2 separate regions of the Homo sapiens genome follow, and region 2 is linked to region 1. A link is a loop called in an ENCODE intact Hi-C map of the cell type or tissue named here. Cell type or tissue: A673. All regions are shown on one strand. Each heading gives the region's core, and the rest is flanking DNA. Links, peaks and the distances in the headings are about the cores only.

The links. A loop is a pair of places that touch in the nucleus more often than their neighbours do. Peaks named below come from ENCODE experiments on the same cell type or tissue, not always from the same donor. Only the 100,000 strongest peaks of a DNase experiment are listed, where the experiment ranks them.
Region 2: a loop joins it to region 1, with 8 times the contacts of the local background. A loop is called at or near these places in 3 of 110 quality-filtered maps.

The regions. Positions count from the first base shown.
Region 1 is chr18:59,097,655-59,108,609 of GRCh38, reverse strand. No RefSeq gene overlaps it. Among named protein-coding and RNA genes, the nearest start is that of SEC11C, 37 kb to the left of the region's middle. In A673, for the core only: no CTCF peak of the experiment used is centred there; DNase peaks (open chromatin) are centred at 5,349, 5,919 and 6,389; H3K4me3 peaks cover 346 bases; H3K27ac peaks cover 5,155 bases.
Region 2 is chr18:59,202,023-59,212,977 of GRCh38, reverse strand. No RefSeq gene overlaps it. Among named protein-coding and RNA genes, the nearest start is that of GRP, 13 kb to the left of the region's middle. In A673, for the core only: no CTCF peak of the experiment used is centred there; DNase peaks (open chromatin) are centred at 4,037, 4,527 and 5,237; H3K4me3 peaks cover 1,118 bases; H3K27ac peaks cover 5,550 bases.

The DNA of each region.
Region 1 (10,955 bases), core at 1,428-9,427:
GCAATTATTTTCTATAAACTAACATCTAACTTTCTAGAGTCATAAGCTTTCTGGGCTCTAATCAATAGAAATCGCAAAAGAAGAAAAGTTTCTTTCCCTTATCTAGAGAGGCAGATGACTTTGAAGCAGCTTGTTAAACGATGCCCTAAAATGACAACGTAGGGCAGGTGATCATCTTTTTCCCTTACTTCCAAATTTCAGGTAACTTTTCTTAATACTCCCCATTGTGTTTCTAGGTATTCTCCAAAGATTATTTAAAATCACATGCATGCAAAAAAAAAAAGGCAGGAGTCATTATGTGTTTGTTATTTGGCCTGGTCCACATACATAGAAAGAGCAGCAAGTGGTCTTAGGACACATAAGCCTCTCTATTGTGTGATCATCAAGAGGTGAGCATCTACTAAAGCCAGACAATTCGCTTCTTTCCAGCAAGTTCTTAAGGAATCCAAGTTTGCTTTCTCAATAGCCTCCATCATTCCAGAGATTTTAAAAATCACTCTTATTTTTTTCAGTTATTCCAAGGCTACAAAACCAAAATTCATCTCCACCAGATTTCATTTGTAGCAGCTATAAGTTAATACTTTTCTCCTTGGTGGTTCCCACATTTCCTAAATTCCTGGCCTGCCAAGAAGGGACTGTCCTTTTACCAGATCAGTTTCCTGGGAGCATTTTGCAGACATTTGTTCTACCTATGAAGTTAGGCCTATTTACTGATATGCTTATCATATCAGAAAAAATGAGATTGATTTTCAAATAACATATTGCAGGTTTGCCCTTGGTTATACAATCAATTTGTCTAATTATATTCTAGTTTAAAAATAAAAATAAGGAGACAGCTTTTTGTTAAGCTTATGCAAATAATTACATTGCCATGCAATGTAAAAAAGACTCAGGAAAATAGTTGATTCTGAATTTTGATATGTCAAAGGGAAAAAGATATCTTTTTTTATTTTTTAGATGAAGACTCGCTCTGTCACCCAGGCTGGAGTGCAGTGGTGCCATCTTGGCTCACTGCAACTTATGCTTCCCAGGTTCAAGAGATTCTCCTGCCCAGTCTCCCGAGTAGCTGGGACTACAGGTGTGTGTCATTACGACTGGCTAATTTTTGTATTTTTAGTAGAGATGGGGTTTCATCTTATTGGCCAGGCTTGTCTTGAACTCCTCACCTCAAGTGATCCACCTTCCTAGGCCTCCCAAAGTTCTGGGATTACAGGCGTGAGCCACCGCACCTGGTGGATATTATTTTTAAAGTGTTTCAGTTAGTGAGAATAGAGTCTAGTAAATCAAGAACTAGGAATACATCAAGAAACAAAAGTGGCTCTTTATATGCCCATCAGAAAACAGAATATCAAAACAATGCCAACAATATTTAAAACAAATAACCACATTTTATTTCTTTCATTGGTTAATTCAGACATACTTCATCAAGTCTTTATTTGCCAGATCTTGAATCAACAGTCTGCTTTCGGGAGTTCACATGCATCTGGACTAAAGAGCTTCCTGGGAAGTCTGATGCAGTCCCAATGTCATCTTTCAGTTGTCTACTTGTGGCCGTGGGTCTCCATGAGTTTACTCCTTGTGGAAACAATTGATAGTATCACTTGACACAGTGTTTTCTAGAATTAGCCTAAGACACTGCAATGGACTGACTGTTTATGTCCCCTCAAATTCACATGTTGAAATCCTAACCCCCAAGGCGATGGTGTTAGGAGGTAGGGCATTTGGGAAGTGTTCAGATTATAGGGGCAGAGTTCTCATTAATGGGGATTAGTCCCTTATAAAAGAGACCCCCAGAGAGATCACTCTCCCCTCTGGCTGGACAAGTAAGGTTACAGTGAGAAGACAGCTTTCTTCCAGAAACCCAGTTCTTACCAGACACCAAATCTGCCAGCACCTCAATCTTGGACTTCACAGCCTCCAGAACTGTGAGACATCAATTTCTGTTGTTTGTAAGCCACTCAGTTTATGTTATTTTGTTATAGCCACCTGAAGAGACTGCTATATTTTGTTATAGCAGCCTGAAGAACCTCCGTTTCAGAATTTCCAGTGAATCCTAAGCAGAATGAATAACATCAAATCCTTGTCTAGACAAATATTAACAAGGCTCCAGAGCACCAAGGCAAAGGAGATCTTATAAGCAATTAGAAAAAAGAGACAAATTATATACTAACGGGTGACAATTAGGTTGACAAGAGATTCTCAACACTAGCAACAGAAACCAGAAATAGTGAAACAATTATTTCAATGTACTGAGAGAAAATAACTAAGAATCTAGAAATATATAAGTAACAAAACTATCTTTTAAGAAAAATAAAGAAAAACGGTATATTTAAACAAATAAGAAACAGAATATTACCAACAATTCCTTCCAGGAACTTCTTAAAAATGTTCTCTGGATGGGAGGAAAATTATTGATCCTGGAAAGAAGAAATTAGATTGAAGAATGAGTGGTGAGCAAAGAAAATGGTTAAATGATAAATTGTAAAATCTCGATAAACACTAATATAAAGCAATGTAAATAACAATATATATAGTTTTAAAATATCAAAATAGATCTAAAATCCATTACAATAATAGTTTGTAAATGAGAAGTGATTGATGTTAAAATGTTCTAGGATCCTCATATTATTCAAGAGAGTGAAAATTGATCAGTTTTAGACTTATGATAAATTAGTCCCCAAAATTTCTAGAGTTTCCACTAAAAAATATTTATGAAAGATTTAACTTTCAAATAATAGAGAGAATGAGAAATGAAATACTGCTGGAAAAAAAGTCCGTAAGAAGGTAAGAAAAGAGAAGAAACAAGAAAACAGAGCCAATAGAACCTACAAAATAAGATGATAGACATGAATCTAAATGTGTAACTAAAATAAATGTAAACAAAATGAAGCCTCCAACTGAAAGATAAATATTGTCAGGTTTGACTTTTAAAATTTCAGCTATAAGCTATTTTTAATGGTCACACCAAAACATAAGGTCATGAAAATGTTGAAAGTAAAAGAAAATATATTTCAGACAAGCACTAATCAAAAGAAGATTTGAGTCACCGTATTAACTTCAGACAAAATAGACTTTAAGCTAAAAGGCATCATTAGAGATAAAGAAAGTCACTACATATAACGGAAAGACTCAATTCACCATGAAGAAATAATAGATCTAAATACGTGGGCACCTAATAAAAAAGTTTCACATTCAAACAATGCAAAATGACAGAACTAAAAGGAAAAATAAAAAAATTCATCATCATACTGGGAGATTTTAACACTCTTTCAAAAAACGGATCAATTGGCCTGGCGTGGTGGCTCCCACCTGTAATCCCAGTACTTTGGAAGGTCAGCGTGAGAGAATCACTTGAGCCTGGGAGGTCGAGGCTGCAGCGAGCCATGACTACGCTACTGCGTTCAAGCCTGGGCAACAGAGCAAGAGCCTGTCGTAAAAAACAAAACAAAACAAAAAACTCATCAATCAAGCAGCCAGCACTATCAAAATGACTAGAAAAATAAAATCTACAATCTTAATCTAATGGAGATATGTGGAATAGTATACCTAATGAGTGAAGAACACGCACATTTTCAAGCATATGTGAAACTTTTAGAAAAACTGGTTGTATCCACGGTTATAAAATAAGTGTCAAAAGTTTTCAACATAGTAATATCATACAGATCACATTCTTTGGCTATAATATTATGGGGTTATAGATAACTAATAAAAACACAATTCTGAGACAGGTACATGGAAAATTAAAGCTATGTTTTAATTTAAAATAGAAAATAATTTAAAATAGAAAACAATAAAAATAGAAAATAATTTAAAAATTGTTACAATAACGTATGTTATATCTAAAAATAAATCTAATACATAATATTTATTATCTTTATGCCATAAATTAGAAACTTTTCTTTAAACACTTTAAAGAAGACCTAAATAAATGGAAATATATGCCAAAGTTATGGATAGAACACTCCCTCTTGAAAAGATATCTGTTCTCTTTAAATTTGTCTGTTTGCTGTATGGAATTCAAGTCAAAATCCCAACAGGTTTGACTCCTAAAATTTATATGGAAGAATAAAAGATCAAGAATAGCTAAGACACTTCTGAAGAAGAATCAGGTGAAATAATCTACAATGCAGTAGAAATTAAGATAGTGTGGTAGTACCAGCGGGGAAAACAAGTAGACAAACAGAATAGAATAAAGGTGCAAAAAAGACTCACACAAATATGGGAACCAAACATAGCTGGTACCCACTCTCAGCGGAAATCAATGGATTGTTTAACAAATGATTAAAGCTGTGCTAGTTTATTTTTCATATGAAAAGTAAAAAAAAAAAAAAAAGAAAAAGGAGGCCAGGCATGGTGGCTCACAACTGTAATCCCAGCACTTTGGGAGGCTGAGGGGGCCGGATCACTTGAGGTCAGGAGTTCGAGACCAGCCTGGCCAACATGGCTAAACCTTGTCTCTACTAAAAATACAAAAATTAGCTGGGCATGGTGGTGCACGCCTGTAATCCTAGCTACTGGGGAGGCTGAGGCATGAGAATCACTTGAACCCAGGAGGCAGAGGTTGCAGTGAGCTGAGATCACACCACTGCACTCCAGCCTGGGTGACAGAGTGAGACTCCATCTCAAAAAAAAAAAAAAAAAAAGAAGGGAAGATCGCTTGAGTCCAGGAGTTCGAGACTAGCCTGGGGAAAAGAGCAAGACACCTGTCTCTTCAAAAACTAAAAAATTAGCTGGGCGTGGTGGTGTGTGCCTGTAGTGCCAGCTACTGGGGAGGCTGAGGCAGAAGGATTTTCTGAGCATAGGTGATCAAGACTGCAGTGAGCTGTGATTGTACCACTGCACTCAGCCTGGGTGACAGAGTGAGACCCTTTCTAAGAAAATAAATAAATAAACAGAATATTGAAAATTTTAATTACATTAATATTAAGAACTTTTTCAAATCAAAAGATACCATTAAAAGAGAGAGATAAAACATACCATGAATTGAGAGAAGATACTTAGAATACGTAAATCAAGAACTAGTTTCCAGAATATAAAAGAAATCCTATAATTCTCTAAAAAAAAGGCTTTAACAAAAGGCATTTCACATAAATAACATGGATGCATAATAAACATATAAAACATTTTTTAACCTCATTAGTAACTAGGGAGGGAATACAACCAAAACCCATAATGAGATTTCATACTGCCCAGATTGAACCAAATTTAAAAGTCTGACAAGAAGGGTTAAAGATTCAGGGCAACAAAAGCTCTCAGTCTCTGCTGGTGAGAGAGTAAATTGGTAGGACCACTGTGGAAGAAGATGAGCATTATTAAGTACAATTGAAGATGCGCAAACCTGTGAAGCATCAATCTGCCCCTAGGTATGTATTCTAGAGAAACTCTCACACACCCACATCTGGAGACACACACAGAATGTTTATAGTAGCATTATTCCACTAACAAAACTGCAAACAACCAAAATGCTCATCCACAGTAAAATGGATAAATTATGATGCATTCAAGCAATGAAATATTAAATATAAAAAATATTTTATTCCCACATGTATCAACATGGATATACCTCAAAAGCATTATATTAGATCAAAAGCAAGTAGCAGTATGATTAAGTTTATGTAAGTTTAAAACACAGGCAAATCTAAATAAGCAAAAGCTTAGGGATACATGCATTTGTGGTAAAACTCTGAAGTGAATGAAAATGAGTAATAGTGGCTGGGCGCAGTTGCTCACGCCTGCAATCCCAGCACTTTGGGAGACTGAGGCAGGTGGATCACTTGAGGTCAGGAGTTCGAGACCAGCCTGGCCAATGTGGTGAAATCCCATCTCTACTAAAAGTACAAAAAATAGCCAAGTGTGGTGGCAGGCACCCATAATACCAGTTACTCAGTAGGCTGAAGCAGAAGAATCACCTCAACCCAGGAGGCGGAGGTTGCAGTGAGCCAAGATCATGCTTCAGCCTGGGTGACAGAGCGAGACTGTCAAGAAAGAAAGAAAGAAAGAGAGAACGAACGAAAGAAAGAAAGAAAGAAAGAAAGAAAGAAAGAAAGAAAGAAAGAAAGAAAGAAAGAGAGAGAGAGAGAGAGAGAGAGAGGAAGGAAGGAAGGAAGGAAGGAGGGAGGGAGGGAGGGAGGGAGGGAAGGAAGGAAGGAAGGAAGGAAGGAAGGAAGGAAGGAAGGAAGGAAGGAAGGAAGGAAGGGAAAAACAAAAAGAAAAGAAAAGAAGTAATAGACAATTGAGATTCAGGACAGTGATTACCTCTGAAGAAAGTGAACAGAGAATGATTGGAGTGGGGCTCCCAGGGAGATCCAAGGGGCTTGGAAATGTTTTATTTCTTAAAATGGGTGGCAGGTCCATGGTTATTTATTTTTCTTTGAGCTATAAAAGTACATTATACACCCTCTTGTAAGCATGACAAATTTCACATGCACACAAATCCATTTTAAGGTCAATCAGTATGGAAATAAGCAACATGGCTCAGAGTGAGGGAGCGTAAGAGTTTCCTGGATGCCCTGTTACTTCCCTTGGAGAAACACTTGCTGTGCACCTGCCACATGCTAGGAACGGTGCAGCTGAGCAGACTCCCTCCTGGCTCCTTCGTCCCTCCTCGCCCTCTTGGGGATGGGAGAAAAAAGCCACTTGTGCTCAGAGTTCCTACATCCTCTGTCTACATTACTCTGGAGATGGTCACACAGGCTTGCTTTGCCCTTTGTGATTCTTTTCTCTCCCTCACCACTCTGAAATTGCTTCTGAGGGTTGGATCTATGTTTTATACTATCCTTTATTTCTTCAGTGACCGGAATGCATACGTGGATACACAAATATTTAACTTCACACACACTTTCCTGTCTTTTTTTCCCTAAACCTAGATAGGAATGTGATTTCAGAAAGAAAGGAGTTAGGAGTGCAGTTTTGTGGATTATTGATTATGTTTTGTTACTGTTAATGATAATAGTAGAAGTTCAGTGGTTGAGCAATCCTCCTGAGCACAGGGGACCTTCAGGTTACTCAAGGGAGCCCTGATGGGGGAGTGTGCTGGCCACAAGCCTTAGCCCTGGGCAGGCATCGGGCAGAACAACCGCCTGCCTGGGGTGAATCCCCGCCACCACCCCTACTAGCACCAATAGAACCTAGATGTCTTTCTACCTGCCCCATGCAGCAAATAAGATAAGGGAAAGTCTGTGTGGGTCTCCTTGCAGCATCCCTTGTTTTTAGAGAAACCCTTGGGAAGAGTAGGTCTCTCTTCTTGTTCTGGGTGTTGTCATGCCAGGAGGTGATTCTGGAATCGTTGTAGCCATCTCATGCCCAATCGGAGATTGAAGCTAATACCGAAGGCCAAATCTCAGTGGCTTACAACACAAGGGGTTTATTGCTCGCTCATGCTGTATATCCAACATGGATGGGCTTTGCCTGGGTCTCTGTTCTGAGGCCAGTCTATGGAGACAGCTCTTGTAGGGGACCTGCTCATCTTAGCAGAGGAAAAGAGACATGAAACCTTTAAATATGACACTTAAAGCTTCTGTTTGAAATGGATCTTGTCTCTTACACATTTCACTAGCCCAAATAAATCACATGGCCAAGCTTGAGTGAACAAAGGGGGTGGCATAATCCTAACACAGGGGGGCTGTAAATATTTGGGGACAATTATACAATCTACCAAGGACGGCAAGAACCTAAGAATCTGGGTCCTCGTGACATCACTGAGTCATACTTTATAACTGTCTAGTTTGCCATGTCTGTGGACCTACCCGTTACGTGAGATTTTTTAAAGTTGCCTTTCTCACTCTTCATTGTTTAGACTGCAGAGGTTGGAGTGGCCTCTTCCGAGAACAATGGTATTTCCACACTTTTGTCCTTTAGCCTAGGATGCTCAAGTTCTCTGATGCTTTGACCCAACAAATAAATATCCCATAGTGACCCTTAAGCTTTATAAGCAACCTCAAGGAGGTCCAGGAAAGTTTTGGGGAGCCGGGCCAGTTAGCAGAATTTCCAGGCTCACAATTCAAACAATTTTCTGCATCTTTATCCTAGAAAATCATAAAGGTATATGATAGTTTTCATTTAGCCGGCAAACAATTCCTTTTGAAGCACTCCCACCCACTCTCTTCCAGGCCAAGCTCCTGTGTCCTTCAATGTGTGCTTTAGGCTGATTCTTATTAATGGCTGTTCTTTCATTGTCATCTCCATAGAAAGCCTTCCTGGACTCCGCCAAGATGGTCAGTTGCAAATGACAGAAAAACAACCTAACTTCAACACACTTAAGAAACAGGGAGCTTTTTTAGCAGGCCCCTGAGATACCACCCGGAATTGAAGGACGTGTGTCCCCAGGACATTGGCTAGGGGAGGGATGGGGCTGGGCCTCAGAAAAAAACTGCCTCCAGGGAATGATAAGCCATTGATTCTCCTCCCCTCCCCTCACCTCCCCTAACCTCCCCTCTCCTCTCCTCTCCTCTTCCTTCCCTCTCAGGACAGACCGGCTACTTCCACATGGCACAGATCTGTCTGCTGTGAGCTCTCAAGTTTTATGTTTTCCGACTCCACCACCAGGAAGAGAGAGGGGCCCTGTTTCTAGTTCAAGTTCTACCTTGCCAGGGAAAGCTCTGATAGGCCTGGCTTGGGTCAGATGCTCACCCCTAGTCCATCAACCACGGCCAGGGTTTTACCATTGGCCCAACCTGGGTCAGGAGTCCAAGCCTGTTCCAGGGCCAGGGGTGCAAGGACACAGCAGCTCCTGTCGGAGCCACAGACTGGAAGCAGGAAAGGAGAAATACTCAGGGGAGCTGTTCTTAGAAGAAGGATGGGGGTTGCTGGTCAGACAAAAAGATAAGTGTCCATTCTATCTTCCACAGCACTTAGTGCTCTGTGTTGATTCTATGTCTGCTCACCTATCTCCCCGCACTGAGTCAGACCCCGGAGGGTAGAGACTGTTTCCCCCAGTGAAAATCCACCACAGGCAATGGCTGCAAGGAACAAGCTCTCTCACTCAGTTGAGGCTTGGCCCTGTACATCGTGGGGAAATTTATGAGAGTCTCAAATCCCTAATCTGTAAGATTTCAATAATATCTTCTTCAAAGTTTGCTATGAGGCTTGAAAGAGATAAAGTGTTAAAGTACCTGGCATGTAGTAAGTACTCAATACATGTTGAATAAAGAGTAATTACCAAACCCCTAAGACTCTTTCAATCTTTGGTACTTAGTTGACTCCAACTGCAGAGTTCAGGGACCCCCAAAATGAATGAACCTCACTTCTGATACCAATTGCAAGGTTAGAGGCCCCCCCAAACCACCCCTGTGTTCTGTAATTCACTAAGAGGACTCATAGAACCTTCCATGGTTATGGTTTATCGCAGCAAAAGGACACAGGCTAAAATCACAACAAAAGGATGCGGGTTAAAATCAGCCAAGGGAAAGAACCCCTGGGGCAGGGGCCAGGGAGGTTCCAAGCATGAAGTTTCTACCCCCAGTGGAGTCACAACTCTCAGCAACTATGTGTGACAGTGGCAGACTATTGAGTATTGCCAGCCAAAGAAGCTCACCCAAGCCTTGGCGTCTGGAGATTTGACTGGGGCACCATCATGTGGATGTTTGTGGCTGCCCATGTGGCTGAGCTCAGTCTCCAGCCCTTCCCAAGGTCAAGCTGATACTGTATGACCCAAAGCTCCCCCACAAATCATATTGTTAGACCATTTGGTGCCACTCAGAACCCACAGAGAAACAGGCTCTTATCAGGCATGGCATTCCAAGGGCTTAGAAATCACCTCTCTGGAGTGGAGGCCAAAGTGCCGAACGCTCTTTGGGTAAGGTTCATTGTTTAGTAGACAGCCATAAATTTCTTGTGTTATCAGGTCTGACTCTTGCCTCAATAAATCCTGCAGGCAAGGGCTGTGTCTTTTTAAAAACCTTTTTTTTTTTTAATTTTAGGTACATAGTAGGTGTGTATTTTTAGGAGGTACATGAGATGTTTTGATACAGGCATGCCATGCATAATAATTACATCATGGAGAATGGGGTATCCACCCCCTCAAGCATTTATCCTTTATCCTTTGTATTACAGACAATCCAATTGCGCTTCTTTAGTTCTTTCAAAAGGTACAATGAAGTTATTATTGACTATAGTCACCTGTTGTGCTCTCAAGTAGTAGGTTTTATTAATGCTTTCTATTTTTTTGTACCCATTAACCATACCCTCCTCACCTCCCTTGCCCCATACCCTTCTCAGCCTCCAGTTACCATCCTTCTACTCTCTATGTTCATGAGTAACATTGTTTTGATTTTTAGATCCCACAAATAAGTGAGAACGTGCGATGTTTGTCTTTCTGTGCCTGGCTTATTTCACTTAACATAAGGATCTCCAGTTCCATGAATGTTGTTGCAAATGATAAGATCTCATTCTTTTTTATGGCTGAATGTACTCCATTGTGTATATGTACCACATTTTCTTCATTCATCTGTTGATGGACACCTAGATTGCTTCCGAATCTTAGCTATTGTGAACAGAGCTGCAACAAGCATAGGAGTGCAGATATCTCTTCAAAATACTGATTTCCTTTTGGTGGGGTATAGACCTAGGAGTGGGATGGCTGCGTCATAGGGAAGCTCTATTTTTAGTTTTTTGAGAAAACTCCAAACTGTTCTCCATAGTGGTTGTAGTAATTTACATTCTCACCAACAGTGTACAAGGGTTCCCTTTTCTCCACATCCTCACCAGCGCTTGTTATCAAGGGGCTGTGTCTTGTCTCACGTCTTCATCAAACCATCTAATTTAGGATAGAGCCTTTTGCAATTGTTCAGCAAACAACTGATACCAAAATCAATTGAAACCTATTATAAGTCAGCATAGACAAGAAAATGAACTCCCCTTGTGCACATGAATGATGAGAACAAGCGGGAGCTTGGGTGGAAAGGAACCCTGGAGGGTGAGTGTTTGGGGAAAGAAGCCAGTGGTATATTTTGGAAAAG
Region 2 (10,955 bases), core at 1,742-9,741, 100 kb before region 1:
GCACGGCCCCCTGGGAAGGCCCAGGAAGGGATAGGCATTGATGGTGAAACAGTGTCATGCATATGAAGGGTTATTCACAGCCTGCCTACCATGGTGACAGAAAGACTAAGACCAACTCAGATGAGTTTTCAGAAAGCCTCCTAAGACTACTTATCATGGTACCAAATATTATAATACCATGACAATCCTTCCCACCGAAATCGGTATTTTAATTCAAGTTTATTTTTCAATTTTTGATTTCTTTTTTTGTAGAGACAGGGGCTTGCTATGTTGCCCAGGCTGGTCTATAACCCCTGGGCTCAAGTGATCCTCCTGGCTTCGCCTCCCAAGGGAAGGTGCAATTACAAATGTGAGCCACTGCACCTGGCCCAAGTTGAAACTAATGTTGGCCGTCAAGGTTCAGAGTAGTGTGGTCCACTTCAGATGTCATTGAAGACAAAGGAGGGACACTTTATAGGTATCCAGAGGCAGTGAGAGGAGTATTGTCCCAAAAGTTGGGAGATTTTGTGTGACCTTGGGTGAGTCACCCTCTAGTAGTAAATATCAAAAATGGTAAACTTTTTGTATTAATATCTCATTAAATCCTTGTTCTTTCTTGAACAAGTAGGTATTTTTATTGTCTCTTTCTTGGGATGGAAGAGTCTTGGAAAGTGTAACCACTTGTCCATGGCCAAGCAGCCGGCTGGCATTAGAACCCCTGCAGTACGTTGCAGACTCTCCTTTCTAAGTATCACCCTTCATGGCTAACCCTGGAGTGGCAACTTGTACATGGAGGCCCTAGAGCTTCACTACTCTAATTCCATGGTGTTACCTGTTTGCATTAGTCAGGGTTCCCCAGAGAAACAGAACCTACCAGATGTGTGTGCAGCATGTGTATATATATAAATCAATGGGGGGGGGGGGGTGGCGCGGGGAGAGAGAAAGAGAAAGAGAGAGATAGAGAGAGAGGGAGAGAGAGAGAGAGAGAGATTGATTTATTGTAAGGAATTTGCTCAAGTGATTATGGAAGGTTGACAAGCCCAAAATTTGCAAGCTAGGCACACATAGGAGACGAGGGAAGAATTACAGGTCAAGTCCAAAGGCAGTCTGCTGGCAGAATTCCTTCTTGCTTGGACAGGTCAGTCTTTTTCTCTGAAAGCCTTCAACTGATAGGATGAGGCCCACCCAAATTATGGAGAGTAATCTGCTTTACTCAAAGTTTACTAACATAAATGTTGATCATCTAGAAAACACCTTCAAAGAAACATCTAGAATAATGTTCAACCAAATATCTGCATGCTGCGGCCTAGCCATGTTGACACATAAAATTCACCATCACACTGTCTCTTCCTACTATTGAATTGGGGCAATTACTGTCAATGCTGCCATAGCCCCTATAGCATTCTGCATTTCCACTAGGTGTTGGGAAAACACCACTTCCCCTGGAGTGCTGCTTAAACAAAATTGGAATTTTCTAGAAGGAATTTGGCTAGGGACAAAAGAAGCAAACAGAAAAAACATAAAAATGGAGATGTAGACAGACAAAAAATATAAATAAACTTTGTTGAGGTATAATTTACATATTAAAATGTACCCATTTTAAGGGTGTACTTTGTCGAGTTTTGACAAATGTACACAAACACCACAATCCAGATATTGAACATTCCTGCCATCTCCAATAGTTCCCCCCAAGTTTAGTAAATCACTGATAAGCTTTCTCTTACTCTAGATCTGTTTTGTCTTTTTTAGAATTTCATATAGATGGTCCTCTAGTGTATGAGTCTTTTGTATCTGGTGTCTTTTATTTACCACAATGCTTTTGAGATTCAGACCAGCAGTGGCATGTATCAGATATCTGTTCCTTTCTGCGAGTGTTCTGTTGTGCAGCTATCCCTCAATTTGTTTGCTCATTCACCAGTCGATGGATATGTGGGTGTTTCCAGTTTTTCTGTTTTCGCTTTTTGTTTGTTTGTAGGCTAGAATCTTTTCCTGATACAAAAGCCAGTGCTCTGTGTTTGGAGAAGCCATCAAGTTATTTCTCCATATTTGGGGGTGCCTCTAATTCTGACTTTATGTACTGCACAGAAATGCCTGGTGGACCCTTATTCTAGTGAACGCTCAAACTCCTCCATGGGTGCTCGCCCTGGCAAAGGAGTTTCCAGAACCTGCTCTGACAAATGTTTGATTTCAGTTCCTTTTCATACACTCTACCGAAAATGAACAATGGGAATAGGCACATCTTATCCCCCTCCTGGCTCACACTTTGGCTAGAATATGTCAGCTGCTCAAATCAAGACACTGCAGGAATCAGGTCGCTTGGTGAAGAGAAGAGAGAAAAAGGTAGTGGTAGATACCATTAGTAGCTTACCCAATACCCACTTTTCCTTTCTTCCTTGCAGAGAGCCCCAGGCCCAGGTTCAGGCAATGGACCATGGTTCAATTCAATCTTGGCAGTCCTGTGTCCTGCTTTCTCAGTCTCCCCCTGAACAGCAGGGGCCATGTGACCTAGTTTTGGCCAATGAGACTTAGGTGAAAGTCAGCCTGCAGTGGGTTCTGGGAAAGTTTTTGCTTTTGTGATCAAGGGAACAGATATAGATGGCACAGCCCTTCTACCTTCTTCCTGCCTTGACTGTAGACATTCCACCGACCTCTAGCAGCCATCCTGCAATCTTGAGAGAAAGGCCAAGAAATACGCGGAGACTTCAGCCTTGGCATTGTTGAAATGGAAAATCATTGCTAGTATCTGTCCACCACTGTGTTCATGTTACATGTGACAGATAAGCCCCTATTTGTATAAGCCACTGTTTAAGGTTTTTGTTATAGCCAAACAAATTCCTAGATGATATACGGGAGGAGCATATTGAAAGTAAATGTTATCTTTCTTTCTCTAGGGCTGATCTCACCTACAAAGTTCACCACTCCTCAAATCTGATAGGAATCTGCTAGGTTTTTTTTTTTTTTTTTTTTTTTTTTTTTTTTTTTTTTCAGATTCCCTCTACTGCAGTTTGTTTCTCAAAGAACATGGGTTGATAATCCCTACCCCTTCTCTGCCATTTACTGTGTGATCTTGGGCAAAATACTTAACCTCTCTGTGAGTTTTCTCATCTGTACAACGTGACTAATAATACCTGGTTGTTGTGAGGATTTTTCAAAGCTAAATAAAGTCCTTAGAACAGTCTAGCATATCAATAGGAACTTGGTAAGTGGTGGTGATGATGATGACCATGATAAAACGATGACGTGCAAAGCACTGAATCACCTTGTAGCCATATTAGGATACAAACTGCACCTGAATTTCCATTTTCCTGCAGCAAAACTCTATAACTCTGACTAGGATGGCAGGTCTATAACACTGACTTGCTTCTCCAGCTGCAAAATCTCCTTAAAGACACAATCTGCTAAATTCTTAAGTCGACCTTCCAAGGTGTGTGGGAGGAACGCCAAGTTTCCCTTTAGCTTATCCACCACACCCCAGCCTCCCCTGTGTGCTATCTGATTCCTCGGACCTTCAGGTGTAACCAAGCCTGACCGTGTAATATTTTCCTTTTTCATGTTAAATTTCATCTTACTGAGTTCTGACCAAGGTTCTCAAATATTCAGACCCTTTGGTAATTTTAACTTTAATTTATCTTTGGTATTTGCCATTTCTCACTCATTTTGCATTATCTGAAAATGTAATCTAACTCAAATTGACTTTCTCCTCCAGGTTGTTAATGAGCACTGCATATTGGATAATATAGTTTCCGGTACTGAGCTCTGTGGAATCCTTCTTGATTTTTATTGACGTTCAGATCTAATTTCAGATGCCACCAATTATTACTTGTACCGACCATTTGTCAATAAATCCCAGAACTATGCTACCGTCAAATCTTCCAGGCCCTACCACTTTAATTGATTATGAATTGCTTGGGTCAGAGGTTTCACATCAAATAAATGTTTCAATGATTTCTCCTGAATTCCCCTGTGGGGTTTCAAGTTCATAATTGTGTTCAAAAATGGCTGCGTCTGTGTTAGGGAGAATAACTGGAGGCTTTTGAATCTGCCTGGCTTGTTGCTCATTAGATTCTCTTTCCTCGTGTGCGTAGAGATCAATTTTCTTATTAAATTTCTTAACTTCTTACCTGGAAGGGCTGGCAGACCATGAAAACATTCATTTCCTGAGTCATCATGTTGATGAATATTCCTCTGTCTCTGAGTTTGGGATCATGCCAGATCCCAAGATTTCTGCTGCCTCCACGGTTTGTGCCGTGGCTTTCATACCTCAGAGCCTGAAATGTCCCCCACTTCTCTTGAAGCACTGAATTTTAAATACTCCAGTGGTTCTCAACCTTGGCTAATTTTGTCCACATACCTGGCCTCCACCCCCGCCAGGACATTTAACAATGCCTGGAGACATCTGTGGTTGTCACAGCTCAAGTGGAGGGGGACAGTGCTACTGGCATGGAGTGGGCAGAGGCCAGGGTTGTTGCTAATCACCTTACAATGTACCGCACAGCACAGCACCCATAACCAAGGACTTTCTGGCCCAAAATATCAGCAGTGCTGAGATTGAGAAACTGTCAAATTTCAGCTCTTCTCAAAGCCACCCCCTTCCCTCCCCTATCATCACCACCAAGAAAGAGGAAATAATTAACCTGATTGAGACATGGAGAACTGCCCCCAACTGGCTGTTGACTTCACTTCTCTGGCCACAGCTCGCTCACTGTTCAGTCTGAATAGGGATGAGAATTGAACTAGAGGTACTAAATTTCTAAATCCCATTTATGTTTTCTCCCTCTCCCTCTCATCCTCCTTCCCTCCCTCCCTCCCTCCATTTCCTCCTTCCTTCCTTCCATCCATCTTTTCTCCTTCCTCCCTTCTTCTTTCCCCCACTTTTCCCCCTCCTTCCTCCTTTCTCCAACATATATTTACTGGGCTTCAACCATGGACCAAGCACTTCCATAGACACTGTAGATGCAGAAATTAACAAAACAGAAAATTCCCTACCCATAGGGAGCTGATGTTCTAGCTGGGCAGTGAGATAATATACAAGGGGAGGAATTTCAGAGACCAATGGGTGCTGGTGTTGCAGGACTTTTCCTTAGCTCAGCTAAAGTCAGGGTCCTTATCCCACGGCCACGAAAATATAGGCTCGCAGACAATTTGAAGCATGAGTAAAGCAGGGTTTTATTTGCTGAAAAGAAAAAAAAGGTGGGGGGAACAGGGATTCTCTGCAAGGCCAGAGTTCCCTGCTGCTGTGTTTCCTGCCTCACAGTTTGAATCCTAGGAAGATCTTCCATACAGGAAGAGGAAGGGCCAGGCTCCTCCCGGCTGCAAACTGTGTGAGCTTCCTGAGGCTCCACCCCAGTGCGCAGACCCACTGGAGTTTTGCCAGGGACCCCTTACCCCATCTAAAGACATACATCTAGCTGCTGTTAAACTAAGGATAAGGACGAAAACCAATCTTTTTTTTTTCCCCCTGAGATGGGGTCTTGCTTTGTTGCCCAGGCTGGAGTGCAATGGTGTAATCTCAGCTCACTGCAACCTCCACCTCCTGGGTTCAAGCGATTCTCTTGCCTCAGCTTCCCAAGTAGCTGGGATTACAGGTGTGCGCCACCATCCTGGGCTAATTTTTTTTGTATTTTTAGTAGAGATGTGGTTTCAACATGTTGGCCAGGCTGGTCTCGAACTCCTGACCTCATAATCCACCCGCCTCAGCCTCCCAAAGATGAGGACCAATCTTAACTGCTTCCTGCTGGCAGGAAGGTGACAGGGGTGCTGTTTTGGGGAAATGGTAATCAGATCTCAGAGACCTATTTAAGGGTTCCTGGCAGAAGGGGCCATCCTCAGAGGCTCCAGTTGCATGAACATTTGGAGTTTAATGACCTGAAGGCAAGAATAGATAAAATGAGTTACTAGAAATTATGTATCAAAACAAAACAAGGGGGAGGTAAGGACAGCTAAAAAATCCCAAGGCCTTTTACCAGTTTGCCCAGGAAGATAGGGGTTAAAAGCCTGACTGATTAAAAAACACTTGACCCTTTTGCTGGCATGTTGGGATTCTGGGTTCCCTCTCCCTGAGCCCAATCTTAAGCCAGCCAGTTTAAGGTTTGGGAAATTAACTCTTTCCAGTTTGGAGGATGCATCTGAAGGGAGTGTCCTGTAGTACAGAGACACAATTACCTATCAGCAAAGAGAGGTCAGAGGAGAAGAAAGGAAAAAAGAAGGCACCTTTTAAAGGAGTCCCAGGGATTCAGGATGCATTCAAATGGGGTACAGACTGAAGACGAATGGCTACCCATCGAGAAAGAGGGAAGCAGGTATCCCTGGTTCCCTTCTCTTCCTAGCAGATACTCGGGGTATGTGAGGGAGAGAGGGAAGACGATCCCCTTTCCTCTTCTGTCCTTGCATTCCCGAGTCCTGGTGACGTTGGCAGGCACCATCATGTGTGCCAAAGCGGCTTGCACCCATGAAGCAGGGAGGCCTAGGGGGTGGGAGTCATCCACTCTTACCCACATACACCTTATCTCCCCTGCTTTCAGTAGCCTTGAATTCCCTAGAACTCATTTATGCCATAGTACTAACATGGCCTTTATCCATGAAACAGGAAGCTTGGGCTTGTCTTAATTGGCAGGAATCAGCCGTGCTTACCTGCCCTGTGCCTTTTAACCTCTGTTATCATCTGCCTCTGGATCCCTTAAATCCAGTTTTCTTTCCTATGGCCTTGACCTGAAGCTTGGAATTGAGTTTGGGACAAAAATATGTCTCGGTAGCGGGGGGGTTGCACGTTGCATGGACTTCTTATCATAAGCCAAATGCTAAGGTATAACTGTGGAACTGAGTCCTCCTCCAATAAGGGAGAGAAAAAGATGTCTTGTGACACACCCAGATAACTAGTGGCTATGGTTATGCCTGCTAGGATTTGGGTGCATTGTGCTTGGCTTTGGTTAGCTCCCTTGGTCTTACTTTCTCAAATAGGAAACCTCCAAATGGTGGGCATCCTATTTAATCCCATCACCTAGGAGGATATACAGGATAATTGCTCAGAACTAGAATTTTTTTTTTAATTTTAGATGGAGCCTCACTCTGTTGCCCAGGCTGGAGTGCAGTGGCATAATTTTGGCTCACTGCAACCTCTGCCTCCCAGGTTCAAATGATTCTGCTGCCTCAGCCTCCTGAGGAGTAGCTGGGACTACAGGCACATACCACCGAACCTGGGTAATTTTTTGTATTTTTGGTAGAGATGCGGTTTCACCGTGTTAGCCAGGCTGGTCTCAACTCCTGACCTCAAGTGCTCTACCTGCCTTGGCCTCCCAAAGTGCTGGGACTACAGGCGTGAGCCACCACGCCTGGCCAGAACTAGAATATTGATCCAGATTTTTACATTATCCATCCCTCTTGTTCTTTCTGAGCTGCAGCTGGAGATTGCTGGTAGGTTCACAGGAACAAGCAGGGTTAGTGTAAAATGTAGGCAAAATATTAAAAACAACTAGTGAGTTTGGAATTTAATGACAAATGTATTATAAGTTTTGAAATATAATTTCTCTCTCTCCAGTCCTCATTTTTGTTTAAAAAACGTATCATCATAGGACTGAGCGGTTTGAAAAATAGACTTTACTTTCATATTTGGCCTGACTGTTTGCATAAAGTGCAGCAAGAATAATTATTTCTATATAAGCCTTTAGGATTGGCTTTGATGGAACTCTGTTCCCCAAGGAATCTCAGATAAGACCTTTTAAAGCAGAGTCCAACCTGCAAGTTAAGTGATCCTTTCCTCCTAAGGTCCCAAGATAAACTTGGAGCTTCTGGACCTGTTAGAAAGTGACATTGTTTACTGACTACAGGTCAGAAACCCTGTATAGGTACTGTGTTGGCAAGTGTATGAGGCCAGTTTCCCCACTGGGTTTTTATTGTCTCTGCAAGCCAAGACTGACTCCTTAAAGGGAAGCATACCCTTCCAGTCAAAGCCTTGGTAGAATAAACACTTTCTCCAATTTCGTTCTGTTGCAAAAGGAAAATGGATTCTCATTGCACCGATGTGAACAAATATATTGCCATAAGAATAATCAGAGACAGTTTCCAAATTTTAGAGGAACCAGGCAGAGAGAAACAAACATGCTCCAAATTTTGTTCATAGGCATATACCTTACTCAATTATTAAAGACCATAAATAGTTCAAGGTAAGTTTCCTTGACTCTGAAAAACAAAACAAGGATCAGCAATAATCCAAGCGAAAGTCAAAAGGTTGCTTCAGCTTTCTGAGTTCGGTTCATTTAGTTAACTTTTGTTTTGCTTGATGTTCATGAACACTTCAGCTCTTTATGAGTCCTGTACATTTTCCTTTATTCCAATGTTACAATCCCCAAAGTTATCAGAAGCCTATATTTGAGAGCACATGTTAAAGGCCTACAGCATATTGTAGACCATCTCTTGAAAAGGATTAAAACAGGACAACAATTGTCTGTGAATAGCAAAATGTCCAGGGTAGTTACAGTTAGAAACACAATTGACAAAGAAGTTTGGTTATCTCTGTAGTTTACAATAACTTAACATAACAACCCTAATTATGATTGGTAGCATATACTTAGATATTATAATTTTAGAAATCCCATACAATTTTGGAATGCATATTAGCATAGTTTACCAAGATATAACCTAAAGAAGACTGCACATCATTTTGGCAATCCCACATCATTTTGGCATAAACATGTCAAATAATCCTGTTTACCTCTCTTTTATGGATGTCTCAGGGGCCCTCTGATTCATCTGAAAAGCCAGGTGTCAGGAAAGACAATTTTGAAACTGAAGTTTGATTTTGGGAAGCCCGTTACATGTATTTGAAGCCCTTGATATTAGGAAATAGAATTCCAGATTACCATAAGTTATTTATTGTGCCAAAATGATGACTCAGAAATTTAAAGAAGCAAAAACCTTTTATAACCTTTTTGAATTTAGTCAATATGTTCACATAGAGAACCCCTTTGCAAGATTAATTTCCACAATCTTTCCACCACTTGTTTGAACCTTCAGCTTTTCCTAACTCAAAACAATCCTTTAACCATAGGCAAAAATGTACATTTCCATGGCTTTTTGTAACCTTTTACTAAAAAACACATTTTACTGTTCTTACACTCCTTGCATGTAAATTTATTTTCAGTAGTTTCAATTATACATTATAATGGTAACTCCTAGCAATTTTTAACTTTGGGGTAAAATCTGGTAAGTTGCTTTAATTGTGTGCTCAGTGCAGCCAAAGTTGCCTTCTTAATTAAGGGTGTGGTTAGTTCTACATGTCCCCAGGCCCTACCAATTGTGAAGCCGGCAAGTCAAATAGTTTCCCAAACTCAAAAATCAGTTTGTAACCTCAAAACATTTAGCAAACCTTGCACCTGACCTGCATTTTACCAATAGTCTTTAGAGCTGTTTTTATTTCTCAAAGATTAAAGTCATGTGAACTGAAAGGTACCACAGCTTTTAACTTCCCTTAAAAAAAAAAATGCTTGATTCAAGCACTCGTTTTTCTTTAGGCCAAATTAATAGAGCTCTTTTTACAGACATCACACACAATACACACACTGACAGGCAGAAGAAAACCCAGTCCCCACAAGATCCTTTTTCACAACCAAAACTTTACGGAGAATATAAACAGGGGCGCTTATCATTCCTAGCCTAGCAAAACTTCTTCTGAAAGAAAAAACCTCACTAAATGGTAACTGCTGATGGGGTGGAGAAGGTGAAGGAAAAAAAAAACAGTTTAAAAATGCCTGGGGAAGAACTTCTTATTCTTATGTAACTGGTTTCTCCACAAGGAGAAAAGTTTAATTACTGTCCAATGGAGTAAAATCCCTTGGCTGGGGAAGAGGAAGGCTGCATGGCACGTGGCTGGGAACCAGCCAGCTGGCTGTGTGGGACCCTTGGGCCATGGGTCCCAGCCCCAGCAAGGAGCGGGGAGCAGTGGCAAGCCGGCTGCTCACCAGGTCCATCCTGAAAAAGGAAGGTAAGGCCATGAAAAGGCTCCTAACCCCCGGGAGCGACAGGAGTTGGGAATGTGATTTCCCATAAGCTCAGAACTCCTAGGATGAAAAGGCTCCAAAGAGAGAGGGGAAAAGAATTCTTGGTTTGCATCTCACTCACCACTTCTCAAGCCCCACGTTGGGTGCCAAAAATGTTGCAGGACTTTTCCTTAGCTCAGCTAAAGATGGTGTTCTTGTCCCATGGCCACAAAAATGTAGGCTCACAGACAATTTGATGCATGAGTAAAGCAGGGTTTTATTTGGTGAAAAGGAAAGTAAGTGGGAACAGGGACTCTCTGCAAGGCCAGAGTTCTCTGCTGCTGCACTTCCCACCTTACAGATTGAATCCCAGGTTCTATGCAGGAAGAGGAGGGGCCAGGCTCTTACCCACTGCAAATGGCATGAGCTTCTGGAGGCTCCACCCCACTGTGCAAGCCAGCTGGAGTTTTGCCAGGGACCCCCTCCCACCTGGCCATCTCACTAGGAAGAAAAGAAGGCAAGGTTCTGTGATCTGTACTATGGTCACCCATTTCAGTGGCCTGAAACCCAGCTTGGGGAAAAATAAAGCTGAGTGTTTCACCACAGAGCTGTGTGTCATTCTTATTGTTTTAGTAATGCCATTACTAGTGCCATATACTAAGATGTAGTTACTTTCCATGGAAAGAAAACTTTCTAAGATAAACAACAAATTTCAGCTGTACTTCATTTGCACAGCTACAAGGCTTTTTATCCAGGTCACACTAAAGCTTCTGGAGAACGGGGACTCTGGAGTTTGACTCCTAGGTTTGCTACTTATGAGCTTATGTGTGACCTGGAGCAAGTTTCTTAATCTTTCTGAAGTATGAATTCCAAGAAAATAATGACACCTACCTTGGAAAGTTGTTCTAAGGATTCAATAAAATGCTGTATACTAAGAGCTTAGCATATTTCTCAGTACATTACAAAGTACTCAATAAATAAGATTTCCTATCATTCATATGAAGG